Linked DNA regions of Mus musculus: regions 2 and 3 are each linked to region 1. The links are chromatin loops, found by intact Hi-C in ENCODE. Cell type or tissue: heart. All regions are shown on one strand.

Evidence for each region. Peaks named below come from ENCODE experiments on the same cell type or tissue, not always from the same donor. Only the 100,000 strongest peaks of a DNase experiment are listed, where the experiment ranks them.
Region 2: it touches region 1 in a loop (4-fold over the local background); 8 of 42 quality-filtered maps call a loop at or near these places.
Region 3: a loop joins it to region 1, with 4 times the contacts of the local background. A loop is called at or near these places in 23 of 42 quality-filtered maps.

Annotation. Positions count from the first base shown.
Region 1 is chr15:77,224,148-77,226,647 of GRCm38, reverse strand. All of the region lies in intron 2 of Rbfox2 (RNA binding protein, fox-1 homolog (C. elegans) 2), which reads left to right. Among named protein-coding and RNA genes, the nearest start is that of Rbfox2, 82 kb to the left of the region's middle. In heart, a CTCF peak has its summit at 1,210 (motif pointing left); a DNase peak (open chromatin) is centred at 1,147.
Region 2 is chr15:76,972,876-76,975,375 of GRCm38, reverse strand. No RefSeq gene overlaps it. Among named protein-coding and RNA genes, the nearest start is that of Gm35933, 13 kb to the left of the region's middle. In heart, a CTCF peak has its summit at 1,510 (motif pointing left); DNase peaks (open chromatin) are centred at 775 and 1,205; H3K4me3 peaks cover 1,267 bases; H3K27ac peaks cover 1,555 bases.
Region 3 is chr15:77,357,481-77,359,980 of GRCm38, reverse strand. No RefSeq gene overlaps it. Among named protein-coding and RNA genes, the nearest start is that of Gm41353, 17 kb to the left of the region's middle. In heart, a CTCF peak has its summit at 1,114 (motif pointing right); DNase peaks (open chromatin) are centred at 300 and 1,080; H3K4me3 peaks cover 1,119 bases; H3K27ac peaks cover 1,721 bases.

The DNA.
Region 1 (2,500 bases):
TAAAATTAGAGAAAATTATTGTTATATCATCAGGCTCTTGATTTGATTGAAGAATGACTTTTTCTGTTTTTAAAGTTCCTTTGAGTGTGTGTGTGGGTATGTTTTAGTGATTCACAGAAATGAGTGAAATTTTCAGAGCTGATAAACATCAGTTGTATGTACAAGGTGGTTGACAACTGAGGGTAGGCAGAGTGATGCGCTTTATTCACCAGCCGGAAAGTTTTTTAGATTTCTCTATTTGTTTATTTATTTTTAGTGTTTTCCCTATATGTATAAATGAGCATTATGTGTGTCTGATACCTTTGAGGTCAGAAGAAGGGATAGGGTCCCCTGGAACTGGAGTTATAGATGGTTGTGAGTCCCCGTGTGGGTGCTGGGAACTCAGCCTAGAACCTCTGTAAGAGCAGCTAGTGCTCTTAATCACCCAGCTACCTCTCTAGCCCCCGAGATCAGGTTTTGCCATGAACTTTTTGGAACTTTTGTTATTTTGACTGGGAAGTAAGGACAAAAGCAAACACATCTCTTGTAGTCATTTGTGCGTGTGCAGACAAAGCTGGCTGCTCTGTGTCTGGGTGGAGGATGGGGGAAGGGTTCAGTTACACAGCTTAGTGCCTCCAGGCTTAAAAATGGACACACAGCTCAGTGTAAAGGGTGCCTTTCAGTTTCTAAGACAGCGTGTGCATATATACACACACAATACTTTCTCTCTCTCTCTCTCTCTCTCTCTCTCTCTCTCTCTCTCTCGATTAGTTTTGCCCACAGCACTGCTATGTTTTAAGTATTGTACATTTTTCCATTTTATTCTATTCTATTAAAGAATTGTTGGTTGTGGTCAACAATTGATTGGTGGAAATTATTTCCTGGACTTGCTAATGGATTATAATCTGTGATTCTGGGAAAACATTATTCCAACCATTGTTGTCCTTTAAAATTCAATCTTAGGACTGGGAATGTCAAGGCTGCTTAGCATTCATGAGGCTTGGGTTTATACCTCATCATAAATACAAACAAAAGCATATGAGGATGCTCATGGCTTTAAGCATTCACTGCCCCACCTGTGCATTCAGTCCCCAGCTCTCCCTGACCCCAGCTAGAGGCTACATTAAAATGATGGGTTCCTAAGTTAAATATTTCTTCTGTTTCTTACAGTTCCCCACCCCCCTTCCCCACCCCTAAGTGTGGTGGCATCCTTGCACCCTCTAGTGGAGCAAGGGAGGTACATGCAGCAGTTTTCAGCTAAGTTAGTTGCTCTGCCTTGGCTTTTGCCCCTAGGTCTCTCTGTCTTCAGGTGTTCACAAGTTGGGTTTTCTGTTGCTACCATCATGGATCTGTAGAATTTGCATTCTGCTGTTTCCTATTTATTCATTGTACATATCCTCTGGCTTTCTGCTGCTGAAGATAGGAATTACATTTTATAAGCATACCTTCTTCCATCTAATAAATTCATTATTTCTTAAGTCACTACTTATCATTGCTTTATAGGTTGTATGATGCATCATTAACACTGCAAATATTTTTATAGTCAAGTGGTAAAGTAATATGACTACATTTCCTTTCTTATATACTATTTCTTCCATGAGCTAATATCTACCTATCTATCTATCTACACACATACACACACGTAGAATATGAATCTACTTAAATGCACATGTGACAATTGTTTTTTTTTAAAGCTTTATTGAAGTATAGTTTCCACACTATGAAGTTTATCCAATATACTGTTCCATTCAGTGACTTTGTAAATTATGGAGGAATGGCCCCATCACCATCCTCCAGTTTTAGGACATCTCTGTTACTCCCAACATTTGCTCAACTTCTCTTTTAGTTGTTGACTAAAAGACAAATACTGTGCTAGGCTTTCTGACTGAAACTTTCTTCTGGCTCTTTCCTGTTGCTGCACTTGTGTGATGCACCTAATCTATTGTCTGTGACTCTTACCTGCTTTAATCAACAATGTTTTAGTTTTTACATTTTTGAGCCACTAGAGTTGTATTGCAGCAAGTTCTCTATAATTAGCATTTGTGCTGACACACAGCTCTGGCCTCACTGGAGTCTCACTATGCTGCTTAGCATGTCTCTGCTGAGCACTCCCGTGCCGCCCCAACCTCTTCTCCTCTCCCTCATGTCAGGTTCTCTGTATTCCAGCTTTACTGCAGGGCCGGGTAAGGAAATGGGTTTCAGTTCCAGGGCCTTCCCTCCGGGAACCTCCATGCTTGCATTCAGCCCATCCTGAAGGCTCACAGTAGTTGCTGCCTCCACCATGAAGTCTTGCCTATAGGTTTGTGTAGGAATAGATTCTTGGTGTCTGCTGTCTTCCAAAGGATGTGCTTTCCACTTCTGTTCATACTTTATCACTGCCATTAAAAGATGGTTAGAAGCCTATGACCCAAACAGTCCTGTGATAAGAACCTGATACATTTGAACAGAGAGGGGAACCGAACAGCTTTGGTCGGACTGCCAGATTTCATCGCCTCTGCCTTGCCAGAACTTTATGAAAAAT
Region 2 (2,500 bases), 250 kb after region 1:
CAGCCAGCATAACCTATAACCTTTGCCTGTCTCTTTTGTGGCTCACCAGCCACCAAGACAGCTTCACCTCTGCCTTTCCGTGCTCAGTTATTGCAGACTTTGGGGCCACCTTGATGAACCGACAGGTATCCAGCCCTGTAAAACCCTTTCGCTTTTGGAGATTTTTCGGATATCCGAAGCTGACCGAGGGACAAAAGCCAAATTTAACAGCCTAGGGTTTTCCCTAGGGGGGAAAAGGGAGTATAAATTCTGAAAGTTTCTTTGAATCATGAGAAATGCCCCCAAAAGACTCCTCTGGACCCCAAAGAACCTCGGTAGTCTTAAACAGTTAAGACTTAAGGCAGTTTTTTGAGCTGCACCTGAATTCTAGTCATTAGATACCCGTGAAAAGTGTCCAAGGCCTGGGAACTTGTGTACGTGCTGTACGGGGTCCGAGTCACGATGCTTGGATGGAAAAGCTACTTTAAAAGCATTCAAACCAGTGACTGAGGCTTAGAAGTCTCTGCTCCAAACATCCCCAACACACAGGAGTTGCCAGGTCTGGACGACAGATTGCAGGAGGGCAGTTAGGGCTTGGGACTTAGTTAAAATGGAGTATTCGGATCTGAGTCTTCTAGTTATAGGGATCTGAAGCAGACTAGGAAAAGGCGGTGCCCTTCCTCTAAATCATGATGAGGCGGTGCCTCCAGTGACAAAAAACAGAGGCTGGAACCTGAATCCAGGGCATGGAGGGCTCTCAAGAGGAAAACTAAAGATGGTGAAGGAAGTGCAAGAAGTTGGGGAAACCAGATACGCCACGTGACCAGTAATAGCCACGGAGCCGAGGGTGGGGGTGGTGTTAAGGAAACAAAGAGTTTAGATCCAGGAGAAGCCAGTGAAGTAGGGGTGGGGTGCGGAGGTGGGCAGGGTGCGGTGGGACTTCATGGAGGAGTCTGAGGTTGAGCGGGAGAAGGAAGAATCTGCAAGAAGTGGAGTAGATAGGTTGTAGACAAAGGGAAGGGAGACCAGTAGAAGGTTCCTTGGCCTCTGAAGGCAGCAGGACAGGTGGCGGAGGCTGGCGACAAGGAGCCTACCCGCCAGAACCAGAGCAGGGCGTGTACACCACCTCTCCCTCCCCCAGCCGCCCCCCCCCCCCCCCAAGCCCTTCTGCAGATCTTCCGTCCTCCCTGCAGGACCAGGAGTTCCGCATCCGGGATGGGACTGGGCCGGGGCCCAAGTGAGCACAGCCTCTTCAAGTCCCGGGGACTTTGCCATGTGAAACAGGTCCGGGCTCGGGCCCGACCGCGGCTCCAGAACCACCCTCCATTGTCGATCCCCGGGCCCGAGAGGCGCCGCGGGAGGGGTAGGGGCTGTGGCTCCAGGACCTGGAAATTTCCAATCTTTGAGAAAAAAGAAGACATTTCTAGCCCGGGAAGGGGGTGGGGGTGGGGATGGGGGGTGGGACACTGGATACGAACTAGTAACAGCATAGAGAGGGCGACACCTACTGGCAGAATCCTGAAAAACTAGCAGAATGTCAGAGTCAATGTCCACAAGCAACAGAATCAAGAAATCAAATCAACAACTAACTCCCTAGGCTAAACTTGCTTGTCAGGCATTTAATCATTCACACAGTTGGCCATCCATCCATCCATTCAAGCAGAACCGAAACCATATCTCTCCTGAGAGGCGGAATCATAACGCACGTCTCCACTACTGGGGTCCCAACTCAGTGGGAAGGACTGGGAAGAAATTGATCAGAAAATTTCTTCCCAAAGCAGATTTTCTTGGCTTATCCCCTTATCCAGAAGACTCCCCGTCGGGGGCTATCCCTTTTATCCAGAAGGCTCCCTGAGGGGGTTTATCCTCCTCAGCCAGAACCAAAAGCCAGAACCAGACTCACCTCTGAGGAGTGTTAGACACACAGCAGTCACTCCAGCCAGACCTCTCCAGAGAAGAGGAGCCTTGGAATGTCTGTCAGGGGGCACCCCCCACCCTGTAGCCTCTCCATGGCCAGGAAGGTGTGAGCTAGGCTGAGTCCCACAGAGCATGGGGGAGCTCAACAGGGGCCTCCAAATGAAATGATAGTTACTTCCACGCTAGAGACTTACTGGCAGTCATTCGGATTAAGTCAATAAAAGTTCTGAGTCAAGCCGGGCGTGGTGGCGCACGCCTTTAATCCCAGCACTTGGGAGGCAGAGGCAGGCAGATTTCTGAGTTCAAGGCCAGCCTGGTCTACAAAGTGAGTTCCAGGACAGCCAGGGCTACACAGAGAAACCCTGTCTCGAAAACAAACAAACAAACAAACAAAAAAAGTTCTGAGTCCTTTTTAATGGCCAGACCAAGAGTGGGCTCACCCCTCTGATATGAGAACTTTTGGTCTCCAAGCTCAGGGGTACAGCATTTTTAAAGACAACCACAATTACATCAGTGCTTAGGGAGTTATTACATTAGTGAGGGATTTGGAGTGGCCTAGTAACATCTTTGCAAGGTGCAGCAACATCTTCCAGACACCACATAT
Region 3 (2,500 bases), 130 kb before region 1:
TGTGTCCTGACTTAGAGCTGGCTGAGGTGGGGCCTGGAGTCTGTAGGAGATGAGACTAGAATAGAGAAAGAACTAAGGTCACAGGGAGGTGGTGCCAGTACCAAAGGAAAATATGTAGCTTATATATCATGCTAGAGCTCGGAGCAGGTCCCCAGCACTACTGGAATCTGGAGACCGGGGTGAGGCTGGACTTGCAGCCCAGGGTGGGGCTCACGCTCAGGGCATAGCCACTTCCTCCTGTCCGATTTCAGTTTCCCTTTCCGTGTCTCTTGTCTCTTGGATGCTAGAGTGCACAGCTGGCTGACCGTCAGCTAGCCAGATCCTCAGATGCTCGGTGATCCAGGGCCAAAAGAGGGAATGATGCTTCCCTTCCAACTGTCCTCCACACGACCTTGAAAGGAAGTGGCCGCTGTCTAATCTGGCAAATGAGGACTCAAGGCACAGGGCATTTAGGTGACCCCACACTGAGGTAACAGCCTGGATTCCAATCTAGTTTCTGTTCCCTGAGCTACTGAAGGATGCTGGGGTCAGGCCTTCTGTGACTAGAAGAACGACATTTTCCTGGATACAAAGAAGCTGGGAGCTGTCCTTGGCAAAGAGAGAATAAAGGAGAGGATTCCTCTCTGGACCATCTACAGCAACGGATTAAGACAAAAGAAAACTAGAGAACTCTCACTAAAAGGTCAACCATCATGCTGAGCAAGTTTGCATCTCTCTCAGAAAGGTCACAGAGCGAGCCGCCAATAGGAAGGCATCATTTGTCCCTTGAAAATGCTTTTGGTCCTTCTTCCAGAGCCTCCAGGATTGCACTTCATCCAAAGAGCCAAAGACAGCTGACAGCGCCCTCGGGAGTGATGCTGGAGCCTCACCCTGAAGATTGACAAAGGGACAGAGACCTGAAGGAGAGCGAGCCGGAGGTGCTCTGCGCAGCAGGCTGCATCCCAAAAGACCCGTGGCCAGAGAGAAATCCAGAATGTAAGCACGACCGGCAGAGGTCTGGAAGAAAAGTGAGCTAGCCACGGGGTTACCGGACAGTACAGAGACCTCGCTGAATCCTCTGGCCAAAGCTGTGTGGGATCTGGGACAATGGAAGCCTGCACAGCTTGAGTAAGGACAGCAGGTGGCACTGTCGGCACACTCGACCTCAGTTGGAACTACGCCTCAGCAGGCCTGGGGACCTGGAAACCCGCACCCGCGGAGGAGCAGCTGCAGACGTCAGCAGTAACAGGAGAGGTACACAGCCCGAGGATCTGTGAGGGGCCGTGGCCAGGAAGAAGGGGGAGGCTCTAAATTGAAAACACACCAGAAAGAATTGACTAGGTTCTGGCATCCAACGGAGCGGGAGAGGCTGTTGTGTGCGCTGAAGGGCCCGGAAAACACGGGTTCTGTGACGCTTCCCCATCAGTGTGGACAATCCGGTGCCCTGCTTCCATCAGGACCAGCTGCTGTGCTGGAGGGGGGAAAATAGGTCCCTGGGCTTTTGGGGTTCAGGCCCATCTGAGACAGGCACCCGGTGTTCCCACGCTTTAGCCCTGCCCTGCCCTGCCCTGCCATGCCCTGCCCCGCCCCGCCCTGCCCTGCCCTGCCCCGCCCCGCCCCGCCCTGTAGTCCAGGAGGTTGAACCTTTGTGCTCCTCATCCTCCTCACTCATCCTTTTCCCCACTGTCTAGCTGAGCCCCCATATCTCTGGCCTAGGCAGCCATTTTCGAAACCACCGTGGTAGTTGTTAGGACTGCGGGCCTCGTTCTTCCAGCCTTCCTCCTTTCTGAATGTGGTAGGATTTCTTTCTTTCTGATTTCTTGACATCAGGTAAGAATAGACAACCGGAGGTTGGAGAGATGGCTCGGTATGTGAAGTGCTTGCAGCAAAGGCATGAGGACCTGAGTTCGAATCCTCGCCATCCATATAAAAAGCTGTGCACCTGAAATCCCAGCACTGGGGAGGTGCAGACAGACAGATCCCTGGGGCATGCTGCCCAGACAGTCTAGTGAAGTGGGTGAACAGCACGTTTAGTGAGAACCCTGTCTCAAAAAAAAAAAAAAAAAAAAAAAAAAAAAAAAGGTGGAGAACGATAAAGACACCCACCCCCACCCCTCTGGTCTCCATGTGTGCACATGCGCCAATACACACACTTGTAGTCACACAAGTATGTATAGCCAACTCTGCCCAAGGAGTTTTGAATGGGAGTATGAGTTTCTAAACCAATCACTTAATGCTGATACATCAGCTTTCTCTGGATCACGACAATCTGCGATGTCCTAGACACTAGCTGCTCCATTACCCTGGGTCCAAAAAAAAAAAAATGAGACAAGTTATAATGGACATGCAGTATGAACAAGGACTCTGTTGGGACTCTTTGTTACGGCAGCATAACCTTGACTCTCCTGACTGGTGCAAACAAACTCATATAGAGATCACGGGGATACTTGCAGAGGGCTATGAAGGCATGCGTCTCCTTACATTAGCTAGAATTATTAACAATAATGAGAACCACTTGACG